Linked DNA regions of Homo sapiens: region 2 is linked to region 1. Evidence: read pairs that join two places in POLR2A ChIA-PET (ENCODE). Cell type or tissue: Caco-2. All regions are shown on one strand. Links, peaks and the distances in the headings refer to the core of each region. The heading gives the core; the rest is flanking DNA. Region 1 overlaps LRTOMT (leucine rich transmembrane and O-methyltransferase domain containing). Region 2 overlaps FOLR1-AS1 (FOLR1 antisense RNA 1).

Region 1 (11,217 bases), core at 1,952-6,951:
ACAGCACCCATGTCTGAAGTGACCATGATTAGCTGGTTTCTAGCTGGTGACTAGCTGGCCCTGACTGGTCCACTTACTACCTTAAAGTTCTCCCAGGTTTGGTCCTACGCCCTCTTGCCACTGCACTCTATATTCTCTTCTTGGGTACCCCTCCACACCCACAACTTCATTTTCCACCTGTATGCAAATGTACACAAGTGTGTATCTCAAGCCCAGCCCTCATCTCTAAGCTCCAGATCTATATAGCCAATTGCCTCAACATCTCCTTTAGGATACCTCAAAGGCAACCCAAACTCTACATTTCTGAAATTGAAACAATCTCTGTGTATCCCAACCTTTTCCTCCAAGCCTGGATCTCTTCCAGTGCTCCTACCTTTATCCACAATATACCCAAGCCCAAAACCCAAGTTAGTACCTCTTCCATTTACTTAATACCTCTTCCATTTCCCATCTATCACTAAGTCTTATCAGCTTTACTTCCTGAATATCTTTTATATAGGTCCTAGCTACCATCACATCCTTCCTGCCTTCCCTCCCAGCCATATTTGCGCACTGCAACCAGAGTGATCCTTCAAAATGCAAAGCTGATACTGTTCACTCTCTACCCCACCCCCAATTTTTTTTTTTTCTTTTTGAGACAGAGTTTCGCTCTTGCTGCCCAGGCTGGAGTGCAATGGCGCAATCTCGGCTCACAGCAACCTCCACCTCCCGGTTTCAAGCAATTCTCCTGTCTCAGCCTCCCAGGTAACTGGGATTACAGGCATGCGCCACCACACCCGGCTAATTTTATATTTTTAGTAGAGACGGGGTTTCTCCATGTTGGTCAGGCTGGTCTCGAACTCCCGACCTCAGGTGATCTGCCCACCTTGGCCTCCCAAAGTGCTGAGATTACAGGCGTGAGCCGCCACGCCCAGCCAGCCCCCATTTAATATTAATACTATGTGGTTTCCTATTGCTCCCATCTCTCCAGCCTCCAGTCTAACCATACATATTCATCCTTCTCTCCCCTTCAGTTATATAACCTTTAAGGTCTTCAAAATTTCCAAGTACCCTTCCACCATAGAACCTTTGCATATAGCAGTCACATCTGCCTGGAATGCTCATTCCACACCACCCCCTACCCCATAAGTTAATTTGTACTTATCCTTTAGATTTCTCTCAGTCACTTCTTCAGGAATGTCTTCCTGTAGACTGTTCAGACCAGGTCAGATCCCTCAATTACAGCAACCTCATGGCCCTCTCCTTTGTAGTATTATTTAGTTGCAATTTTTAATGTGTTTGTTAAGCACCTACTACTTGCCGGCACTATGAGATACAACTGTAAGAAAAAATATGGTTTCTGCCCTGCTGGTGTTTATGGACATACAGATAGTAAGCAGATAATTACAGTGTTACGAGTGCTACCATGGCAATCATAGCACTACAATTACAGATTTGAGGATAAAGGTAGACTTCTCAGAAAAGTTGAAACCTGATCTGAGCCCTGAAATAAGAATTAGCAAAGCAAAAGGAGGAGAGAAAAACTATATTCCAAGCAGACAGAGCTGGAAGGAGACACTGTTCCACTTAGAGGCCCAGTGGCAGGTGCAGGGAACTTATGGTGAGTGGTTGCATTTGGCTAGACTGCAGAATTGGAGTTGAGGATGAGATGGTAGTAGAGGGGGGTGGACAGGAGCCAGGTTGAATCTTGGTCCTCCTTTTGGCACCTGGGAATATAACCTCCCAGAATATATTAGATTATGTGGCAGATTTTTCTTCTTTTTCTTTTGACAGGGTCTCGCTCTGTTGCCCAGACTGGAGTGCAGTGGCACAGTCATAGCTCACTGCAGCCTCGAACTCCTGGGCTTGAGCCATACTCCTACCTCAGCTTCCCAAGTAGCTGGGACTATAGGCGTGAGCTGCCATGCCTGGCTAAATATGTGGCAGATTTTTCATAGCAGCCTTTGATTTTTTTTCCACCATCAGTCCATCATCAGAAACTCTCGGGCCAGGCTGTTGAATCTCCTATCAGATTTATGTGATTATTCCTCAAAGCTTCCTGTGTTATCATGTTGCAACTTGCCTGAGAGAGGGCAGGAATAGGCTAGCAACAAATCAAATTCCAAATGTTAGTAATTTCCCAAAACTGAAAACAGTTTTCTGTCAACTTGGGATTGGTTAAATAAATTAAGTGAATAACATTAAAGTACGATACATAGTATAAAATACTTTGCAACTATTAAAAAGGGTAATAGTCTACAACAATTTGAAAATTAAAAAATAGGTTTACAAAGGAATATTGTTTATTTAAAAATATACATAATCTAGGCTGGGCACAGTGGCTTACACCTGTAATCCCAGCACTTTGGGAGGCCAAGGTGAGTGAATAGCTTGAGCCCAGGAGTTTGAGACCAGCCTAAGCAACATGGCAAAACTGTGTCTCTACAAAAAATACAAAAATTAGCAGGGTGTGGTGACGTGTGCCTGTAGTCCCAGCTACTCAGGAAGCTAAGGTGGTGGGATTGCCTCAGCCCAGGAGGCAGAGGTTGCAGTGAGCTGAGGTAGCACCATTGCACTCCAGCCTGCACAACAGAGCGAGACCTTGTCTCAAAAAAAAAAAAAAAAAAGAAAACCGTGTGTGTGTGTGTGTGTGTGTGTGTGTGTGTGTGTGTGTGTGTAAAACCTTATTAGCTATACATTCTAGGTTATATTCCCAAACTGTTAATGGAGATTCAAACTTTGAGTTTCTATTTGATGTACTTCTTGTCATTTCACTTTATTCATCTATCATATTAGCTTTTACAGTTAAAAAACAAAACAGTTAAAGATACTGTCAATTTGGAAATGAGAAATTCCAGTTCCGAAACAAGGCAGGTATGCCCCTAACCCTGTCATTCATCAAGTTAGTCAGTCTGGACAGATGAAGGTGCTGGCATCTGATTACCTCCTGGTCATAAGCCAGAATAGCAGATGGGAAAGACTGACTCCAAAAACACAGCCACAGGAGTAAGCATGGCAGCATCAACACTTTGTCAGTTCTCCCCAGCAGTCAAGCTCTCTATGTGACACCTTGAAGACTCCATTAATTCCTTCATTTCTTCTTTCATTTTTCCATTGTCCATCCATTTTCATTTGTCCATCAAACCTTTAGTGAATATGGATTTTTTTTTTTTTTTTGGCCAGGCTCAATGCAGGGTAATGATGAGAAGGGAGAAAGAAGTCTGAGTCTTGTCCCTGTCCTCAAGCTTATAGGGAGTAAACAAAGTTGGTTATAATGAAATTAACAGAGAATACAACTGCTTCCATTTATTGAGCACCTGATGCCAGATGTACAATAGTTCTCAAGGTAGGGTTTGTCTCCATTTCACAGATGAGTAAACAAGCTGTAATAAAATTTTGTTTGAAGTACAGTGGGGGCATGCAGAAGTTAGCTATTGCCGTGTAATAAACCATCCCAAAACACAGTGGCTTAAGATAATAAACATTTATTATTGCTTCTAAGTCTTAGAGTCAGCTGGAGGGTTCTTCTGCTTTGGCTGGGCTTACTCATGTGTCGGCAGTCATCTGTGGGTTGGGTGACTCTCCTGATCTTGACTGGGGGTAGGCTGACTGTGGGCTAGTCTAGGATGGCTTCAGCTGGTATCTCTGGCTCTTTTGCATGTCTCTCACCTACACATCTCATAACCCTCCAGCTGATCAGCCATGTTCTCATGGCACTGGCAAAGAGCAAGAGGGCAGGCCTCCTTTAAAGCTTCTGTTTGCTTCATGTTTATCGACATCTCATTGGCTAAAACAAGTCACATGTCTGGTCCCAGCATCAGAGTGAGATGGGACTACAATGTTATAGGCAAAAAGAGATGGATACAGGGGAGACCATGAATAGGGATCATCAAAACAATCAGCCTAACACAGGACACATTAACCAATTTTATCTGGAAAAGAAAGGCTTTATAGAAGAGGCTACACTAGAACTGAGTGTTGAAACATGAGAGAGTATTCACTAAGTGGGCAGCTGTTACTTGGAACTGGATGCAGGCTGGTTTACCACAATCAATAGAAACTCAGCAGGTCTTTCTGTGCTCATGACAGGGTTCTATTATTTGTATCTTGGCTTCATTTCTTCTGGTCAGGCACAGAGCAGCAAGCACTCAACAAATGTTTGCTGAATTGAATTGAATATCTTACTGTGAACAAGGTGTGGACTGAAACAGCTGAACCTGGGAACCAATTGTTAGAAAGAACAGCTTAGCATCAACTCTTCTGAAACAGAAATCCTCAGAATTGGCAGTTTCTCATTCATTCATCCCACAAACATTTTGAGTGCCTGTTGTAAACCTGGTTCTATGTTGGATAATGAATAAGATGCGATACTAGCTCACAGCCTGGGCTACAGCTTAAATGCAGAAGGCTAAAAATTTAACCAGCTTCTTGGGGCTCCATTTTTAATACTAATCCATTCAGAAAATGCAACAGGAGCTGGTGCTACACAAAATCAGAAGTCTTTAGGAACTGCACTGGGTTGCTCTGTCAAGAAAACTAACAGTAAAAATCTGCCCTTAAGTATTTTAAGTTAAAATCCATGTTCAGTGGTGCATAACTCTGGGGTACCAACCCAGTATTTACTTTGAGAAAAGTATCCAATCTTGCTCAAAGGTATCAAATCTGCTGTAGGTGCTGAAGTGGGATGAGCTTCTATCTAAGCTAGGTTCCTCTAGTTCTGTAGTAGACAGCCAGGTTCCTCTATTTTTACAAAAGAATAATGTGTTCTTTGTTGTCTGCCTGTAGATTTAATATCTAAAAGATTCAAGTCTCCCTAATTGACAATCCATGCCCATGGGACCAGTTCATAACAGAATTAAGCTGTGAAGTGACTCAATCTGTCACCTCCCCAAAGCTCAGCTGGTACTGCTATTTTTTCAGAACAAGACATTCATTTTCCTCTAAACCTACTAAACTTGATCCATGTATATGTTAAATTGCCAAAAAAGGAATTTACATGAACTGTATTAGGCTTAAACTGAATTATAAGATATCAGGTCCTTGGTTTTTAACAGAAATTCTTTTTTTTTTTTTTTTTTTTTTTTTTTTCCTGAGACAGGGTCTACAGGGTCTTGCTCTGTCGCCCAGGCTGGAGTGCAGTGGCACAATTATAGCTCACTGCAACCTCCAACTTCTAGGCTCAAGCAATCCAACTGCCTCAGCCTCCCGAGTAATAAATTCCATTTTAAAGTTGTTTGCCAATTTCATTGTCTCTGCAAACTAATTTATCCTTTGAATCCAATGATGAGAACTGCAATCCCAAGGTTTCTCTTTTTGCTTTGGCTGCCAGGAATTTCAGAGCTAAATGTAGGCTTAGATTCTTAAAGTGCCTGGCACATCTCTCTCTTCCTGTAATCTAGTTTCTGATCTTTCTCTTCCATTTTTAACTTTCTAATCTGCACTGTCCAGTATGGTAGCCACTAGTCACGTACATTTGACAGGTAGGCTAGTCCAAATTGGGATGTGCTGTAAGTGTAAAATATCTCAGTAAGTTTTAATATTGATTACATATTGAATGATTTTTTGATATATTGGGTAAAATTAAGTTATTAAAATTAATTTCACCACTTCATTTTACTTATTTTGGCTACTAGAAAATTTTAAATTATATATATGGCTTGCATTTGTGACATTATATTTCTAGTGGATGGCACTATTCTGCAAATCATCTGTTTTATGACTGTGTTATTATTGTAAACCTGAAATCCTTTTGGAAAGCAGGTGAAGTAATACAAATAATAATACAAAGGTGGCAGCAGTGGATGGAATGAGAAAGGGGAGGTCGACTGGGGCAAGTTCTTGTCCTTATCCTTGTCAATTTGTCTTTTGCTTGTGTGATTCACATACAAACCCCTTGGTAAAGTGTGTTGTCAGCTCTCTTCATCCCAGGTGAGTAGTATTCTCATGGCTCTCCCTTGTCTCCAGAAAAACCTCAGCTTTACTTTAGCTAACAAATTGGAAACGATCTGATAAGACAATTCACACCACATTGCAAGTGACTGATAACAACATTGTGTTCATCCCTGTCAGGGAGTATTTCCATTTTAACCGGAAACAATCCCTGAACCCACAGGAATGAATGCCTAATGGTGGAGTTTCAGCCATCAGTGACAGGTGAGTGAGAGGTAGACTCTGGTTTTGTGTGTGTGTATGTTTATATGTGTATGGCTACATTCAGGATAGGGCTGAAAGTAGGGTATTTGGATGGAAAGGTAATGGGGCTGGCAGAGAAGCCAAGCGGAGAAGGTGGCAAATCCCCAGCTGGGCCAGACTGAGAGGGGTGGTGAGACACCAACCAGATGCGGTGCAGGCCCTCAAGGATTTGTTAAGCAATAGAATAGCCCAGTTGATGTCAACAGAGGGTGGGTATCAAGACAGTCTCCACAGTAACTACTGTAGAGTAACAGAAAAGGTCTCAGAGTAGGATTCAGGAGATTATGACTGCAGTCTACAACTGACTCACTGGCTTAACTCTGGGCAAGTCCTTTTACCCCTTGGGTTTCAGTTTCTTCATCTGGCATTTTCCAGACAAAGAAATGGGTGTTCGATTCTCAAATGAGTTCTAAGAGATGTGAAGGTGCTCTGAGAAGTAGAAAGTGCTCTATACATGCAAGGATGCAAGGAAGAGTGATTTCATATCTTAAAATGGAAATACAGCCAGGCAGGCCTAGAGTAGTAGAGGACAGAAAGCAGGGATGGAGGACTATGGGGAAACCTGAAAGCCGGTGTACTTGAAACACTGGTCTTTCTCTGTCCTCCCAGGCTGAACCCAGACTCCCAGGGCACCTGCTTGCACCTTTGAATGATGGCCTGAACTATGAACAAACGGGACTATATGAACACTTCGGTACAGGAGCCCCCTCTTGACTACTCCTTCAGAAGCATCCACGTCATTCAAGGTCAGCCCCCAGAGCACAGTACTCCACTCACTAAGGCAGCAGGCCCAGTGTGGTCCCTAGGAAGAAACCATAATCTACTTAAAAGCCTAAAGAGATTCTTCCCATATGCTTGCAGATGTGTTGTTACTGTCTTTTGGAGGGTAGGGGAGAGTGAGAGGTTTTTTTCTGTCTTTTTGTTTGTTTTGATTTTGCCCCGATACAGCCCCAGGAGATCCTAAGAACATGTGCCCCTGTTTGTTTTTTTTAAGCAGCAAATCTGAAAGGAAACAGGGGGCTATCACAGTAGTTGATCATCTTTAAAAGAAGCCAGGCTACAGCAGGAAAGTCAAGTGGAAGAAAACTGGGAAGCCAGTCTATCAGCCAATAGTTTTATTCTCCTGTTTTTACCTGAAGAGAGGAGGAAAACACAGGCTCCTGTGGAGTCCCAGCAAGTAGGCAAAACCTTTCTCCTCTGTCTGCAGACACAAGCCTAATCTGACTGGCCAAACATGAGGGGTCTTATCTACAAACTGGCATATTTCCAGTTTAAATACTTACTGACAAATTTCTTACACTCATTCCAGCCAAATCCAAGTTTATTCCATCATCACCTACACTTATTGCAGGTTCCAACACTGTCCACACTCGCTCCCATTTTGCCATTCAATGTCTTTGTAAATGGGTAGCTAGTCCCTTCAGGAGGGAACATAGGGAGGCTGTCAGCCATGTCATATTCCCAATGAGTCATCCGTTCTTCCTAGGGAAGTTCTGCCATCCCTGGCTTTTGTTATCTGGTCTTTCATTAAAGCATCAGTCCATCTGTCCTCACAGAATACACGTTAACATCCACTATCTCAGAACTATTATTTGGCTTTAGTCTTCTCTCAGGCAACTGGTAGCCACTGCCTTTAAGCTCGGGAAGCTGGCAAATAGCACCAGTCTTAGATTGGGTTTAGGGTCTACTTGGGTTATCATCAGCCACAGTGGTAACTCACGTTTGTTCTCTCACGAGCACACAGCCACCTGCTGTGATCTTTATTGTGCACTGCATCACTTCTGATGTAATCCATGTTTCACAAGGGGTTTTAGCTGCAATAGTAACTATCTCTAAGACAGGTGCAATGACAGAGGTGGGAAGGAAGTATACCTCCTACCTATCATGGGAATTTCTAACTCTGATGGAGGAGGTGTAGCTCTGCCCTCTATGGAGTCCTCAGAATTGGGAGAGAGACAAGCAGTACCAAGGGTAACTCTACATCACAAAACGTAAATGGTACAGATGGCCCATCCTTCATTCAACCGTTCAATATTTACTGAGCACTTACTAAAAGCATTTATATATGTGTGTGTGTGTGTGCGTCATATGTATATGCCAGGTATTGTGCTCCTTGCTAGGTATGTGAGGCACATCAAAGGCCCAAAAGGTCAGAGTCCCTTCAGATTCCCCAGAGCTTCTGAAACACTTATTTACAGCTGGGGTTAAGGGATACAATAGAGTTTGGGGGTACCTGGCACACTATTTGGTGAATGAATAAATATTACAGAATCTGAAACGGCAGTGCCTTTGGAAGGCATCTAATCTGTGCTACCATCAACCCAGTTCCTCTAACTTTTCACAAACCTAGAGTGTTAAGGAAGTCCCCCACCATATACACCTACCAACACCTTCCAGTTGGTGGTTGAGGGATGACACAGGGAAGTTCAATCAAACTAACTTGTATTCTGACACATGGCAAGAGCTACATGGCAGCCTTTCAGAGAGAGGAAAACAGGAACATAGTTTCCCAGATCTTCCTGGAGCTAAATGCTCCCCAGTTCCCAAAGCATTGATATTTGTGGTCCAGCTTCCAGACCTGCTTTGGCCTACTCTGAACAAGGAACTTTACAGATTCTTAGGCAGTGTAGTGCATTGGTGGAATCTGAGAGGAGCAGCAACCTGTGGCAGCCTGGATATACCACTCCATCCTTGGTAAGAGCAGCTCCAGCCAGCATCAAGTTTTAGGCAACTCTGTCCCACCAGTGATTCCCTCTGAGCTTGGCCTCCACCCCATGCTTGGTGGCATTCCCCAAGCTGCTACCTTATCACATGGGGCACTAGTTCATGTGGGGTTATTTTGACCTTAATTTTGATTCATCTGTGTCATTCTGTTTCAGGGTTCTAAGGAGGTATGGGGAGGGAAGCAGGATTAGGAATTCATGAGCTGGGGTACGCCGTTCCAGTACCCTCCTGCAACCCCAGGCCCCAATTGTGGGTCCTGCTCACTCTAGGATTAAGGCAGAGAGCCATCTGGTGGATGTTGCCTGACCTGCATCTGAGGAGGAGGAGAGGTGGGGGTGGAAGGGCAAAGGGTGTCCTTCCAGTAGAGAGCAGAAGAGAGTGAAGAAAGCTGGCTAGCTTCCGCAAATACTAAATACTTCCTTCCCCAGGGGTGAACTAGGGAACCAAAGGCTTAGCAGCAATGGGAACTGGACCTCATTTTGAAAAAGTGGGAGTGAGGCTTTGGGGTGTTCCATACACCGGGGTTCTAACATAATCCTATTCCCTATTCTCTCTCCTCCTCAGCCAAACTTTCTGAGGATGTTGTTTATGCTAACTGCTTATATCCATTCACTCTTTTTTTGGTAGAGACGGGGTTTCATGATGTTGCCCAGGCTGGTCTCAAACGCCTAGGCTCAAGCAATCCTCCTGTCTTGGCCTCCCAAAGTGCTGGGATTACAGGCATGAAACCAGCCTCCATTCACTCTTGAACTCACTCACTTCAATCTGGCTTCTGCCTCCAGGCCCTTGCCATTCCACTGAAGCAGCCCTTACCAAGGTTACCAGGGACTTCTAAGTTGCCAAAATTACTTTTCAGTCCTTACCTCCCTGGAACTTACTACTATAAACTATTTACTCCCTGAACATCTTTAAACTGTCCTCTCCTGATTTTCCCTGATCATTTAACTTCTCTAATGGATTCTTCTTCCTCCCTGACCTTCCTCCCTACCCTCACTCTCCCTGAGGAATCTCATCTCTTTCCCTAACTTGTATGCCTTCTATGCTAATGATTCTCAAGTCTGTGTCTCCTGAGCTTCCGACCTTCATCTCCAACTGCCTACTTGACTTCTCCACCTTTTTGTACAGGAACCTCAAATACACCAAAGCTAAGCCTGAACTCATCACATTCCCAATGCTATTTCTTCTTCTGTAATTCCTTACCAGTTAATACAACTGGCAACCACCCTTTAATATTCTTCTACCTTTACATCCAGTCAACCAAATTATGTTGATTGTAGGGCCCTCTCATGTCTTGCTTGGATGACTCAAACAGCCAAATTGGTCATTTGGTCCAACTCACTCCCTAAAATCCATATTCCACACTGACACTTAAGAGTGATCTTTCTGAAATAAAAGATTTGAATCATTTGCTTTAAACACTCCAGTGCCTTCCCATTACACACAGGGTAAAGCCCAAGATCCTTAGCCTGACATTTGAGACTTTTGACTGGATTCCTGCCTCCTTTTCCTCTCTGTCCCCCTTGTGCAGTGCGTGCAAGCACTTGTGCAGGCACACAAACCCGCCCCAGACTCCCTGGCTGTTCTGTACCTCTATACCTTTCTTCATGCTGTTCCCTGCCTGTTTACCCTTCTTTGCCTGATAAACATCCCCTAATCCATGGAGATTCAGCTCAGGCTTCACCTTCCCTGGGAAACTTCCCTGAGCTCCCATACTGGGTCAATAGCCTCTCTTCTGTGCTGCTACAACTATTATATAGCACTTATCACACCATGTTGCCAGCTTGCTCCCATCTTGCCCATATAAGCTCCTCCAAGGCACAAATGTCTGCTCTCTGCCCTATTATTCATACAAAGTCTGGAACAGACTGTCTCTCATTTTGTTTATCACTGTATATCCAGTACCTGGCATACTGTAGGTACTCAACATTCATGGAAAGAGAGACAGGATATCAAAGTGTATTCCACTGAAGTGAATTCTATAGGCTTTACCAGTAGTTAATTCAGGATTTTGTGCTATCATCTACTCAGCTCAAGCCCAACAATTCTGGTTCTTAGTTTTCCTCAACCCCACACTGGTTTGGTATAAAAAAGACCCAGTGGTACAGTGGACATGAGAAGTCCATGTGACCTGGAAAGCCAAGAGCTTGAGATAGAAGTCTCTGGCCCTTAGTCTAAACTTACTGATTGCTGGAAGCTGTGGGACAGGGTTGCACTAGACTCAGGCACAGGGCTATGGCCCTTCCAGACCCTCCAGCTACAGCCTGGATGGCTAATCTTTCCAGCTCTGTCCCTTCCCACCCCCTAAAGCCAAAAAAGCAAAGA
Region 2 (14,244 bases), core at 7,090-12,089, 88 kb after region 1:
TATGTGTATGCATATCTAAAAGCACAGCACTTAATCCTTTACATTGTCTATGATGCAAAGACCTTTGTTCACGTGTTTGTCTGCTGACCCTCTCCCCACAATTGTCTTGTGACCCTGACACATCCCCCTCTTTGAGAAACACCCACAGATGATCAATAAATACTAAGGGAACTCAGAGGCTGGCGGGATCCTCCATATGCTGAACGCTGGTTCCCAGGGTCCCCTTATTTCTTTCTCTATACTTTGTCTCTGTGTCTTTTTCTTTTCCAAATCTCTCGTCCCACCTTACGAGAAACACCCACAGGTGTGTAGGGGCAACCCACCCCTACATATGCCATGGATACTAGCATGACCTTTATCCATGAAATGGGAGGCTTGGCTTGATTGGCAGGAATTAGCCATGCTCACTTGCACGCACTGTGCCTTTTTTTTTTTTTTTTTTTTTTTTTTTTTTGAGACAGAGTCTCGCTCTGTTGCCAGGCTGAAGTGCAGTGGAGTGAACTCGGCTCACTGCAACCTCCGACTCCCTGGTTCAAGTGATTCTCCTGCCTCAGCCTCCTGAGTAGCTGGGATTACAGGCACGCACCACCATGCCCAGCTAATTTTTGTATTTTTTTTTTCGAGATGGAGTCTTGCTCTGTCGCCCAGTCTGGAGTGCAGTGGCATGATCTCAGCTCACTGCAACCTCCACCTCCCAGTTCAAGCGATTCTCCTGCCTCTACCTCCCAAGTAGCTAGGATTACAGGTGCATGCCACCATGCCTGGCTAATTTTTGTATATTTAGTAGAGACGGGGTTTCACCGTGTTTGCCAGGATGGTCCCGATCTCCTGACCTCATGATCTGCCCGCCTTGGCCTCCCAAAGTGCTGGGATTACAGGTGTGAGCCACTGTGCCCGGCCTTGCACTGTGCCTTTTAACCCCTGTTATCATCTGCCTCTGAATCCCTTAGATCCAGTTTTCTTTCCTGGGGCTTTGACTCAAAGCTTGGAATAGAATTTGAAACAAAAATATGTGTCTAGGAAGGGCTGCATGGACTCCTTATCATAAGCCAAATGCTAAGGAAGGTGAAGCTGCAGAATTGAGTCCTCCTCCAACAAGGGAGAGAAAAAGATGTCTTGTGACATGCCCAGATAATTGGTGGCTATAGTTATGTAAGCTAGGATTTGGGTGCATGGTGCTTGGCTTTGGTTAGCTCTTACTTTCCAAAAAAGGAAACCTCCGATTAATGGGCATCCTATTTATTCCCATCACCTGGCAGGATTTGCAGGATAATTGCTCAGAACTAAAATATTGATCCAGATTTTTACATTACCCATCCTCTCCTTCTTTCTGAGCTGCAGCTGGAGATTGCTGGTTGGTTCACAGGAACAAGGAGTGTTAGCCTAAAAATGTAGGCAAAAACTTAAACACTAATGACTTTAGAATTTATTGACAAATGTATGGTGTTTTGAAACATAATTTCTCTCTCTCCAGTCCTCATTTTTGTTAAAAAAGCAAATTATGGTAGGATTGAGTTGTTTGCAAAATAGACTTTAGTCATATACTTGGCCTGATTATTTGCATAAAGTGCAGCAAGAATAACTATTTCTACATAAGTCTTTTAGATTGGCTTTGATGGAACTCTGTTCTTCAAGGAATTTCAGACAAAACGTTTTAAAACTGAGCCCAGCCATGGATTTGTATCCTCAAATACCTGTAAGTTGGATGATCTTCTCGTGTTAAGGTCCCATGACAAATTTGGAGCTCCTAGACCTGTTAGAAAGTGACATTCTTGGCCAGGCGTGGTGGCTCACACCTGTAATCCTAGCACCTTGGGAGGCCGAGGTGGGCGGATCACCGGAGGTCAGGAGTTCGAGACCAGCCTGGCCAACATGGTGAAACCCTGTCTCTACTTAAAATACAAAAAATTAGCTGGGTGTGGTGGCAAGTGCCTGTAGTCCCAGCTATTTGGGAAACTGAGGCAGGAGAATCACTTGAACCTGGGAGGCGGAGGTTGCAGTGAGCCGAGATCATGCCACTGCACTCCAGCTTGGCGACAGAGCAAGAGTCTGCCTCAAAAAAAAAAAAAAAAGAATACTCACGGATAATTTCCAAATTCTGGAGAAGCCAGGCAGAGAGAGAGAAAAATATGCTTCAAATTTTGTTCACAGGAGTGTAGCTTACTCTAGTATTAAAGGCCTTAAAGAGTTCAAAATAATTTTCCTTGACTCTGAGAAACAAAACAAGGATCAGCAATATTCCAAGCAAAAGTCAAAAAGGTTGCTTCAGCTTTCTGAGTTCAGTCCATTCAGTTCTTGTTATGCTTGATATTCGTGAACATTTTAGCTCTTCATGAGTCCTGTACATTTTCCTTTATTCCAATATCACAGTCTCCAAAGTTATCAGAAACCTGTATTTGAGAGCACCTGTCAGAGTCCTATAGCTTATTACAAACCAACTTTATTTTTTTTTGAGACAGGATCTTGCTCTGTTGCCCAAGCTGGAATGCAGTGGTGAGATCTTGGCTCACTGCAACCTCCACCTCCTGGATTCAAGCGATTCTCCTGCCCCAACATCCTGAGTAGCTGGGATTACAGGTATGTGCCACCATGCCCGGCTAATTTTTGTATTTTTTTTTTTTTAGTAGAGATGGGGTTTTACCATGTTGACCAGGTTGGTTTTGAACTCCTGACCTCAGGTGATACCCCTGACTTGGCCTTCCAAAGTGCTGGGATTAAAGGTGTGAGCCACTGCACCCAGCCGGATCAGGCACTTTTAACTTGAAAACATGAAGTTCTCTTTCCTAACTTTTTTCTTTCTTTCTTTTTTTTTTTTTTTTCCGAGACAGGATCTCACTCTGTCACCCAGGCTGGAGTGCAGGGATGCCATCACAGCTCACTGCAGCCCTGACCTCCTGGGCTCAAGCAATCCTCCCAGCTCATCCTCCCAAATGGCTGGGACTATAGGCTTAGACCACCATACCCAACTAATTTTTGTATTTTTGTGTGAAGATGAGGTCTCCCTATGTTTCCCAGGCTGGTCTTGATCTCCTGGGCTCAAGCAATCCATCAGCCTTGGCCTCCCAAAGCACTGGGATTATAGGCATGAGCCACCAAGGACGGCCCCCTAATGTTTTTTATATTGGCTAATGAGCTTTAAGTTTATACATACAAGGCATAAAGAAATAACTTTAAAGTTATGTTATTAGATGTACAGTGATATGATTTAGCTCTGTGTCCCCACCCAAGTCTCATCTTGTAGCTCCCATAACTCCCATGTGTTGTGAAAGGGACCTGGTGGGAGATGATTGAATCGTGGAGGTGGGTCTTTCCCGTGCTGTTCTCATGATAATGAATGGGTCTCACAAGATCTGATGGTTTTAAAAACGGGAGTTTCTCTGCACAAGCTCTCTCTTTGCCTGGTGCCATCCACATAAGATGTGACTTGCTTCTCCTTGCCTTCCACCATGATTGTAAGGTCTCCCCAGCCATGTGGAACTGTAAATCCAATAAACCTCTTTCGTAAATTGCCCAGTCTTGCATATGTCTTTATCAGCAGCGTGAAAACAGATGAATACAGTAAATTTGTACTGGGAGTGGGGCATTGCTGAAAAGATACCCAAAAATGTGGAAGCGACTTTGGAACTGGGGAACAGGCAGAGGTTGGAACAGTTTGGAGCGCTCAGATGAAGACAGGAAAATGTGGGAAAGTCTGGAGCTTCCTAGAGACTTGTTGAAGGGCCTTGACCAAAAGCCTGATAGTGATATGGACAATAAGGTCCAGGCTGAGGTGGTCTCAGATGAAGATGAGGAACTTGTTGGGAACTGGAGCAAAGGTAACTCTTGTATGTTTTAGCAAAGAGACTGGCAGCATTTTGTCCCTGCCCTAGAGATTTGCAGAACTTTGAACTCGAGAGAGATGGTTTAGGCTATCTGGTGGAAGAAATTTGTTTATTATTATTATTATTATTATTATTATTATTATTATTTTGAGATAGAGTCTCACTCTGTCACCCAGGCCAGAGGACAGTAGCGTGACCTTGGCTCACTGCAACCTTCGCCTCCTGAGTTCAAGCGTTTCTCATGTCTCGGCCTCCCAAGCAGCTGAGATAACAGGCATGTGCCTCCATGCCTGGCTAATTTTTGTATTTTAGAAGAGACAGGGATTCACCACATTGGCCAGGCTGGTCTCAAACTCCTGACCTCAAATGATCCAACTCAGCCTCCTGAAGTGTTGGAATTACAGGCATGAGCCACCACACCTGGCTGCGGAAGAAATTTCTAAGCTGCAAAGCATTCAAGAGGTGACTTGGGTGTGGTTAAAGGAATTCAGTTTTATAAGGGAAGCAGAGAATAAAGGTTCAGAAAATTTGCAGCCTGACAATGCGATAGAAAAGAAAAGCCAATTTTCTGAGGAGAAATTCAAGCCAGCTGCAGAAATGTGCATAAGTAACAAGAGGAACATTAACCCCCAATACAATGGGGAAAATGTCTCCAGGGCATGTCAGAGGTCTTCTTGGCAGCCCCTCCCATCACAGGCCCAGAGGCCTAGGAGAAATGGTTCCGTGGGCCAGGTCCAGGGTCCCCGTGCTGTATGTAGCCTAGGGACTTGGTGCCTTGTGTCCCAGCTGCTCCAGCCATGGCTGAAAGGGGCCAACATAGAGCTTAGGCCATGGCTGCAGAGGGTGAAAGCCCCAGTCCTTGGCAGCTTCCACGTGGTATTGAGCTTGCAAGTGCACAGAAGTCAAGAATTGGGGTTTGGGAACCTCCACCTAGATTTCAGAAGATGTATGGAAATGCCTGGATGCCCAGGCAGAAGTTTGCTGCAGGGGTGGGGTGCTCATGGAGAACCTCTGCTAGGGCAGGGCGGAAGGGAAATGTGGGGTTGGAGCTCCCACACAGAGTCCTTACTGGGGCACTGCCTAGGGCAGCTGTGAGAAGAGGGCCATTGTCCTCTAGCCCCAAGAATGGTAGATCCACTGACAGCTTGCACTGTTTGCCTGGAAAAGCTGCAGACACTCAATGCCAGCCTGTGAAAGCAGCCGGGAGGGAGGCTGTACACTGAAAAGCCACAGGGGCGGAGCTGCCAGAGACCATGGGAACCCACCTCTTACATTAGTGTGACCTGATATGAGAGATGGAGTCAAAGGAGATCATTTTGGAGCTTTAAGATTTGACTGCCCTGCTGGATTTTGGACTTGCAGGGGCCTGTAGCCCCTCTGTTTTGGCTAATTTCTCCCATTTTGGAGTGGCTGTATTTACCCAATACCTGTACTCCCATTGTATCCAGGAAGTAACTAACTTGCTTTTGATTTTACAGGCTGATAGGCAGAAGTGTCTTGCTTTTTCTTTGCTGAGACTTTGGACTGTGGACTTTTGAGTTAATTCTGAAATGAGTTGAGACTTTGGGGGACTGTTGGGAAGGCATGATTGGTTTTGAAATGTGAAGATATGAGATTTGGGAGGGGACAGGGATGGAATGATATGGCTTGGCTGTGTCCCCACCCAAATCTCATCTTGTAGCTCCCATAATTCACTCATGTTGTGGGAGGGACCTGGTGGGAGATGATTGAATCATGGGGGTGGGTCTTTCCCATGTTCTTGTGAGAGTGAATGGGTCTCACGAGATCTGATGGTTTTTAAAACAGGAGTTTCTCTGCACAAGCTCTCTCTTTGCCTGCTGTCATCCACATAAGATGTGACTTGCTCCTCCTTGCCTTCTGCCATTATTGTGAGGTCTCCCCAGCCATGTGGAACTGTAAGTCCAATGAACCTCTTTCTTTTGTAAATTGCTCTATCTCGGGTATGTCTTTATCATTCCTGAAAATGGACTAATACATACGGCAATACTCAAGAGAGCAAGTGTGGATAGCTTGGGTTCATGAGGTTTTTGGTTTTTGTCAAAAGCATAAATGTATACTGAAACTACCCAGAAAAAGCAAAGTATAAAACAGTATGCTACCATTTGTGCCCATAAATGGGATATGTGTAGTGTAAATGCATAGAATTTGACCAGATGTATACCCAGAGACCAGAACACTCAGTGGCCTCATGTTCATACTTTGGCAAACACATGTATAGTATCCTTAACTTAAATGTACCATTGTTGTGTGCATTCTAGTGTTATTGACATTTACATATCTATTATCAAGTCAGATAAATCATTCTGTGTCTTTGTATTTTCACTTCCTATTTTGTATATTTATGTATACATACACACATACCAATACATATTTAAATAAGGTATAACTTCACCTGGTCCAAAAATCAAAACAACGTAGAAAGGTTTACAGTGAAAGGTCGCATCCCTGATGCTGTCCTCTTCCCCCAGGTGATCACCTTATTGGTTTCTTTTCATACCTTTCAGCATTTTCTCCTGCAAGCACAGATATTCTAACTCCTCCTTTTTTACACAGAATTTTTTTTTACATAGCATTCTTCTGCACCTTCCTTCTCCCACTTCACAATGCACATGGAGATTTTTCCGTATTTGTACATCAGGAGCTTCCTCTTTCTTTGTTACCACATTAAATTCCACTGGGTAGATGTACCATAATTTAACTGGGTCCTTATTGAAAGACAATTGAGCTGTCTCCTAGACAAAGCCTTGTGCACCTTCCCGAACAGAGGGTCTAACCAAGCAGGCAGGATGGGGTTATAAAGTAGGTGGGGAGGTGGGAGAGACTCCACCCTCCCAGGTGGGCTGAGGATGGAGGTAAGGCCCTGCAACAGGACAGAGGGAAAAGTGGGGATGAGACATGGGAGGCGAGATAGCGCTCACTGTTCTCGCTCAGCCCCCTCCTCCATTTGCCGCTGACCTGTTGGCCTCCCCCAACCTCTGAGCCTGCCTCTGCCTAGGTAATTTCCCAAGACCCAGGAGGGGTGAAGGGTGAGGTGCGATTGCCCCCACCTCCTTGCCTCCCGCAGCATCTGCTCCAGGACCATGAACAATAGCTGACAGCTCCATGGCCCTTGCTGTCCCCATCTCAGCTTCCCTGGGCATCTAAACCTCAGTTGCCGTGGGGTAGGAGGACAGGCTGAGGAAGCAGAAGCCTGAGGCTGTCTAGAGTCTCACTCCTGCATCAGCAGGCCACCACCTGTGGTTCCTCCTTGTGCAAATTTGAGAGGAATTGCATAAAACACTGGAGAAATCCAAGAGGGGAAGTCCACAAGGGCGGTGGCTCCCTCCATGATCTCAGAGCAAGCTGGTGTCAGAACCTGGACCTAGAGCACTGTTGGGTGGGAAGTAGGAGGAGAGTCCTGCCTCCAGGCCAGCCGGGGAAGGGCTCCCTCTCACCTCTACACGCAGCGCATTTCTTGGCTCAGCTGCCCTGTAGGGGATGCAGGGTGGGGACAGCAGAGATCTGGGCCTGGGAGGGAGACAGTACACAATCACATGGCTGTTGCCCCTCCCTCAGGCCTTGTCTACCTCTGACTGTGGCTCTCTGGCAGGAATAGATGGACATGGCCTGGCAGATGATGCAGCTGCTCCTTCTGGCTTTGGTGACTGCTGCGGGGAGTGCCCAGCCCAGGAGTGCGCGGGCCAGGACAGACCTGCTCAATGTCTGCATGAACGCCAAGTACCACAAGACACAGCCCAGCCCCGAGGACGAGCTGTATGGCCAGGTGAGGATAAAGTCGGGTCTGGGGCAGGGGAGAGAGCTGCCTTTGACAGAGAAAAGTTAGCAGGGTGAAGTCAGCTGTGGAAGGTGATGAAGGCAGAGGATGACTGCTGTGATCCTGGAGGGCCTCCCCTGGGAGGACACCAAATCTACAATAATAAAGGAACCACATACCTAACACCCACTATGAGCCTATGAGCCTTGTGCTTTCACTCATGCCATGTTAGTGAATATGCCCAAAGGGCAGGGTGGGTGCGTGGTAGTCTCTACTTACGCAAATGAGGAAATAGGCCCAGAGAGGGCGCAGGTGCAAGTGGGAAATGAGGAGAGGGACTGTCCATACCTTTCCCAGCCTTAATTGTGTGCCAGCCCACAGAGCTCAATGGCACAGTAGAAGAGGAGCTGGGCCCATCATGGTCATGGTGCAGCCTACATGTACAAACAGTCCAGGTTTCCACCCCCATTAGGTACTGAAGAGACAACGACCAATCCAATATGCTGGGGAGACTTCCCAGGCAAGAGACCATTGGCCTTGACCTGGGAAGATGAGTAAGAGTTTTCTAGGAGGAAAAAGCGGGAAAGGGCAGCCTGGTAGAGGACAGCATGCACACAGGTCAGAGGGTGATGGCACGAGCAATGGCGGGTCCAGTGTGGCCAGAGCCAGCGGTGCCACTGCCCACAAGGAAGGGGAGGGGAGGCCAGGGCCCTCATGCCACAGGTAAGGCCACTGAGGCAGCTCGGGGAGTATGAGCTCCAATTTGAATTCCAAGCTCAGGAGAGTGCCTGTATTTCATTTCTCTGGTCTCCTGGCCTGCTCCCTAGAAGGGTTCACATTCCCAGAGGGTGAGGATGTGCCCAGGGAGAGACTGTGGCATGGACAGGCTCCGAGGGCTAAAGCAAAGAGAGGACAGCCTGGAAGCCCTGTGACATCTGAGTCATTCCCAACATTCCATTTGCTTATTTTAAAATCAGGGTAAAATTTAAAATAAATAAATAAAATAAGTTCTCCATTTTAGCCATTTTTAACTGTACAGGTCAGTGGCATTAAGTATGCTCATGTATGCCGGGTGCAGTGGCTCACGCCTGTAATCCCAGCACTTTGGGAGGCCGAGGTGGGCGGATCACCTGAGGTCAGGAGTTTGAGACCAGCCTGACCAACATGGAGAAACCCTGTCTCTACTAAAAATACAAAAAAAAAAAAAATTAGCCGGGCATGGTGGCCCATGCCTGTAATCCCAGCTACTCGGGAGGCTGAGACGGGAGAATTGCTTGAACCTGGGAGGCAGAGGTTGCAGTGAGCCGAGATCGCGCCATTGCACTCCAGCCTGGGCAACAAGAGCAAAACTCTGTCAAAAAAAAAAAAAAAGTATGCTCATGTGGTTGTGCAACCATCACCACCATCCATCTCCTGACCTCTTTCATTCTCCAAAACTGAAATGGAAACTTTGTGCCCACCACTTCATTTGCTTTTCAGAACCTTCTAAAGCACCTACTCTTTGCCAAGAAATGGTGCAGATGTAGACTTTGAGAGATACAGATGATTATCATTCTCAGGGCCATGAGCTATATGAGAGTGATGATATTTGTTGGGCCACTTCTATAGCCAGGGAGTACTTTTCATTATATTCAGTAACTCTTTCAGAGGCAGAAACCCCTGACCCTGACTGGCAAAACCCATGTCTGCCAAACCCCAAGACCCATGATGTGCAAGGGGTCTTGCAGGAAGACCAAGAGTTGGGACAGCCAAGGAAAAGCAAGTGTGAAGTTGTGCTGGCGGGGAAGCATGTTCTGTGTCGGCCGGCACTGGGCGTGGTGGCCCAGTGGGTAGGTCTGGCTCCACTCCCATGGATTTCCCTATTGTTTCTCCTGGTTGCTCAGACCTGTCACGCCTCTGCCATCACTTGACCCTAGGTGCAAGGGTTCAGCCCAGAAATGTTATGCAATTGACTCATGATTTCTCAGGTTTTCTGCATCCTGGCCTAGAGTGATTTCCAAAGAAAAACCTCCACCATTTCTGCTTGTCTTGCCTGCATTGTATTTACCTTTCTAGGATTGCCTTTTCCACATTTAGTCAAGCCCGGGTTCAGGCCCACGTTCAGGCTACAGCTCCTCTGTTCCCCCACCACTCTCAGGATCTATTTGGAGTCTCCTTGCCTGGACTTCCAGACCCTGGAAAAGCCACACCAGCCCCTTGACCTCCACCCTCCCCCACAACCTGGGCCAGGTTCCTCTCCTTCCTGTCCTGAGTTAAATCTTAACCCTACTATATACCACAGGTGTAGCTTACTGAAACGCTGTAAAAATGGGTTTAAGGATTCATACTGGGTTGTTAAGAGGATAAAGTGCAAAAGCCTCAGGGACTTTGCACCTATGGTTTTCTATGCCTGAGTGTTCTTTATCTTCCCTGTACACACAGCCCATCCACCCATTAAAACTATACCCTCCATGAGGCTAGAGATGTTACTTGCTTTGTTCACTGGGGTGTTCCTAGGACCTATCACAGTGCCTGATGTCTAATAAGCACTCAGTTAATATTGGCTGGATGCAAAATGAATAATATAAATAAGCTGAATAACATGAAATAACTTTTTCAACCATTAAGAGCTGTACAAACAATAATTACTGTCCCAGACAGTGGCTCCCCTCTATTATGCTCCGTTAAAAGCCAATATTGGCCAGGCGTGATGGCTCACATCTGTAATCTTAGCACTTTGGGAAGCTGAGATGAGAGGATTGCTTGAGCCCAGGAGTTTGAGACTAGCCTGGGAACCATAGTGAGACCCCATCTTTTTTTTTTTAATACTTTAAGTTCTAGGGTACATTTGCACAACGTGCAGGTTTGTTACATATGTATACATGTGCCATATTGGTGTGCTGCACCCATTAACTCGTCATTTACATTAGGTATTTCTCCTAATGTTATCCCCCCCTCCCCCAACCCCACGACAGGTCCCGGTGTGTGATGTTCCCCACTCTGTGTCCAAGTGTCCTCATTGTTCAATTCCCACCTATGAGTGAGAACATGTGGTGTTTGGTTTTCTGTCCTTGCGATAGTTTGCTCAGAATGATGGTTTCCAGCTTCATCCATGTCCCTACAAAGGACATGAACTCATCCTTTTTTATGGCTGCATATATTCCATAGTGTATATGTGCCACATTTTCTTCATCCAGTCTATCACTGATGGACATTTGGGTTGGTTCCAAGTCTTTGCTATTGTGAATAGCGCCGCAATAAACATACATGTGCATATGCCTTTATAGCAGCATGATTTATAATCCTTTGAGTATATACCCAGTAATGAGATGGCTGGGTCAAATGGTGTTTCTAGTTCTGGATCCTTGAGGAATCGCCCCACTGTCTTCCACAATGGTTGAACTAGTTTATAGTCCCACCAACAGTGTAAAAGTGTTCCTATTTCTCCACATCCTCTCCAGCACCTGTTTTTTGCTGACTTTTTAATGATTGCCATTCTGACTGGTGTGAGATGGTATCTCATTGAGGTTTTGATTTGTATTTCTCTGACGGCCAGTGATGATGAGCATTTTTTCATGTGTCTGTTGGCTGCATAAATGTCTTCTTTTGAGAAGTGTCTGTTCATTTCCTTTGCCCACTTTTTGATGGGGTTGTTTGATTTTTTTCTTGTAAATTTGTTTAAGTTCTTTGTAGATTCTGGATATTAGCCCTTTGTCAGATGGGTAGATTGCAAAAATTTTCTCCCATTCTGTAGGTTGCCTGTTCACTCTGATGGTAGTTTCTTTTGCTGTGCAGACGCTCTTTAGTTTAATTAGATCCCATTTGTCTCTACAAAAAGATTTTAAAAATAGCCAGGTGTGGTGGCATGGGCCTGAATCCCAGCTACTCAGAAGGCTGAGGTGGGAGGATTGCTTGAGCACAGGATGTAGAGGCTACAGTGAGCTATAATTGCACCACAGCACTCCAGCATGTGCAACAGAGAGAGACCTGTCTCAAATAAATAAATAAATAAGGGAAAAATGCACCAATATTGTAATTGCCTGTGTTCCCAGGTGGGGACTCCTCAAGGGCCCTCCCTAGGAAGTGTTCCTCTGGATGACCTACCTGGGGCAGAGGAGCCAGAATATGGGGGAGATGGCTGCGGTGGTGAGGGACTTAGTCCTGTGTCTTCCCCACCCAGTGCAGTCCCTAGAAGAAGAATGCCTGCTGCATGACCAACACCAGCCAGGAGCTGCACAAGGACACCTCCCGCCTGTACAACTTTAACTGGGATCACTGTGGTAAGATGGAGCCTGCCTGCAAGCGCCACTTTATCCAGGACACCGGTCTCTATGAGTGCTCACCCAACCTCGGGCCCTGGATCTGGCAGGTATGAGTGCCATTCCCACAAACATGAACCTCATAGCTGGGTGCATTGGCTTATGCCTGTAATCCCAGCACTTTGGGAGGCCAAGGCAGGTGGATTACCTGAGGTCAGGAGTTCGAGACCAGCCTGGCCAACATGATGAAACCCTGTCTCTACTAGAATACAAAAATTAGCCGGGCATGGCGGTGGGAGCCTGTAATCCCAGCTACTCAGGAGGCTGAGGCAGGAGAATCGCTTGAACCTGGGAGGTGGAGGTTGTAGTGAACCGAGATTGTGCCACTGCACTCCAGCCTGAGCAACAGTGCGAGACTTTGTCTCAAAAATAAAACAACAACAACAAAAACAACACAAAACATTAATCTCAGCAGAGGGCACAACCTGCCAGCCACTTGCAGAGAGGGCTTGGTCCAGGAATTTGGGTCTGAGGGTGGTGGACGCCCTGCCCCCTCCCACAGCTCTGGTCTCCTTCAAGGGTAAAGCGGCTGAGATACGTGGCTGACAGGAGTGTTCCGTCTCCTCCCCACTCAGGTCAACCAGAGCTGGCGCAAAGAGCGCATTCTGAACGTGCCCCTGTGCAAAGAGGACTGTGAGCGCTGGTGGGAGGACTGTCGCACCTCCTACACCTGCAAAAGCAACTGGCACAAAGGCTGGAATTGGACCTCAGGTGAGGGACGGAGGAGATGAGGTGAGGAGTGGGAGTGGGGCTTTGGGGTTGGGAGGGGTGTGGTCTGGCCCAGAAGCTAAGGGTCTTACATTCTCCTCCCTCAGGGATTAATGAGTGTCCGGCCTGGGCCCTCTGCCACACCTTTGAGCCCTACTTCCCCACTCCAGCTGCCCTTTGTGAAGGCCTCTGGAGCCATTCCTTCAAGGTCAGCAACTACAACTACAGCTGAGGGAGTGGCCGCTGCATCTAGATGTGGTTTGACTCAGCCCAGGGCAACCCCAGTGAGGAGGTGGCCAAGTTCTATGCTGCGGCCATGAATGCTGGGGCCCCGTCCCATGGGACTGGGGCCGTGGACATTGGTTCCTGATCCAAGAAGGGTCCCCTGGGGTTCTTCCGACAACCTATCCTAATAGACAAATCCACATGTGTCTTGTGTCTTGTAATCTGGGGACAAGTGGGTTGGAGTGACACATTGCTTCATCTTTCCTATTGATAGTCCCCGAATCAGGCTGGAACTGGCTTGACATTCACTGGGAAGTAGGCTGTGGAGGTTGAGCCAGAATCTAGGTATCTATCTATCCCTCAGCCTGGTTCTCCTGAGACCCTCCCGCTCACACAAAGCTCATTACCCCCACACTATACACGGACAAAAGCGCAGGTGGAAGGAAGATGGGCAGAAACAGGAGATGAGTTATTGGGCTTCAGGTGGGGAAGACAGTTTATTTCCTCTTCCCTCACTAGATGTGGGCTGGGAGGAGATACTGTTTGGAGAGGAGGGTCTCAATGATAAACACCTGCCTTGTTTTTATTTGTTTGAGACTGGGGTCTTGCTATGTTGCCCAGGCTAGTCTTGAACTCCTGGGCCCCAGCGATCTTCATTCCTTGGCCTCCCAATGTGCTGGGATTATTGCAGTAGGTCATTGTGCCTGACCTACTTTTTTTTTTTTTTTTTTTTTTTTTGAGACGGAGTCTTGCTCTGTCACCCAGGCTGGAGTGCAGTGGTGTGATCTCGGCTCACTGCAGCCTCTGCCTCCCATGTTCCAGCGATTCTCCTGCCTCAGCCTCCTGGGTAGCTGGGATTACAGGCACACACCACCACGCCTGGCTAAATTTTGTATTTTTAGTAGAGATGGGGTTTCACCATGTTGGCCAGGCTGGTCTCGAACTCCTGACCTCAGGTGATCCACCCACCTTGGCCTCCAAAAGTGCTGGGATTACAGGCATGAGCCACCGAGCCTGGCCTGACCTACTTTTTAATAAATGACAAGTAATGCTGCAATTAACAGTCTTGTACCAGCTGTTACAAGATTGTAACACTGAGCACCTTGAGCTCAGTGGCTCACGACTGCAATCCCAGCACTTTGGGAGGCCAAGGTGGGTGGATCACCTGAGGTCAGGAATGTCAGACCAGCCTAGCCAACATGGTGAAACCCCATCTCTACTAAAATATACAAAAATTAGCCAGGTGTGATGGCACATGCCTGTAATCCCAGCTACTCAGGAGGCTGAGGCAGGAGAATCGCTTGAACACAGGAGGCAGAGGTTGCAGTGAGCTGGGATCATACCACTGCACTCCGGCCTGGGCTACAAGAGTGAAACTCCGTCACAAAACAAACAAACAAAAAATCTTGTACCTAGT

What was found. ChIA-PET counts read pairs that join two places held together with the same protein. Peaks named below come from ENCODE experiments on the same cell type or tissue, not always from the same donor. Only the 100,000 strongest peaks of a DNase experiment are listed, where the experiment ranks them.
Region 2: POLR2A ChIA-PET joins it to region 1 with 10 read pairs; 5 of 35 experiments call an interaction of 5 or more read pairs at or near these places.

The regions. Positions count from the first base shown.
Region 1 is chr11:72,082,249-72,093,465 of GRCh38, forward strand. LRTOMT (leucine rich transmembrane and O-methyltransferase domain containing) reads left to right here. Exons shown (of 9, transcript NM_001145310.4): 2 at 6,049-6,132; 3 at 6,781-6,917. LRRC51 (leucine rich repeat containing 51) reads left to right here. Exons shown (of 6, transcript NM_145309.6): 2 at 6,049-6,132; 3 at 6,781-6,917. The coding sequence starts at 6,836. Among named protein-coding and RNA genes, the nearest start is that of LRTOMT, 7.0 kb to the left of the region's middle. RefSeq lists an enhancer at 8,951-9,110. In Caco-2, for the core only: no CTCF peak of the experiment used is centred there; no DNase peak of the experiment used is centred there.
Region 2 is chr11:72,165,012-72,179,255 of GRCh38, forward strand. The region is part of intron 2 of FOLR1-AS1 (FOLR1 antisense RNA 1); the gene reads right to left. It also overlaps the pseudogene FOLR3P1. Among named protein-coding and RNA genes, the nearest start is that of FOLR1, 20 kb to the right of the region's middle. RefSeq lists an enhancer at 1-524. In Caco-2, for the core only: no CTCF peak of the experiment used is centred there; DNase peaks (open chromatin) are centred at 9,490 and 9,810.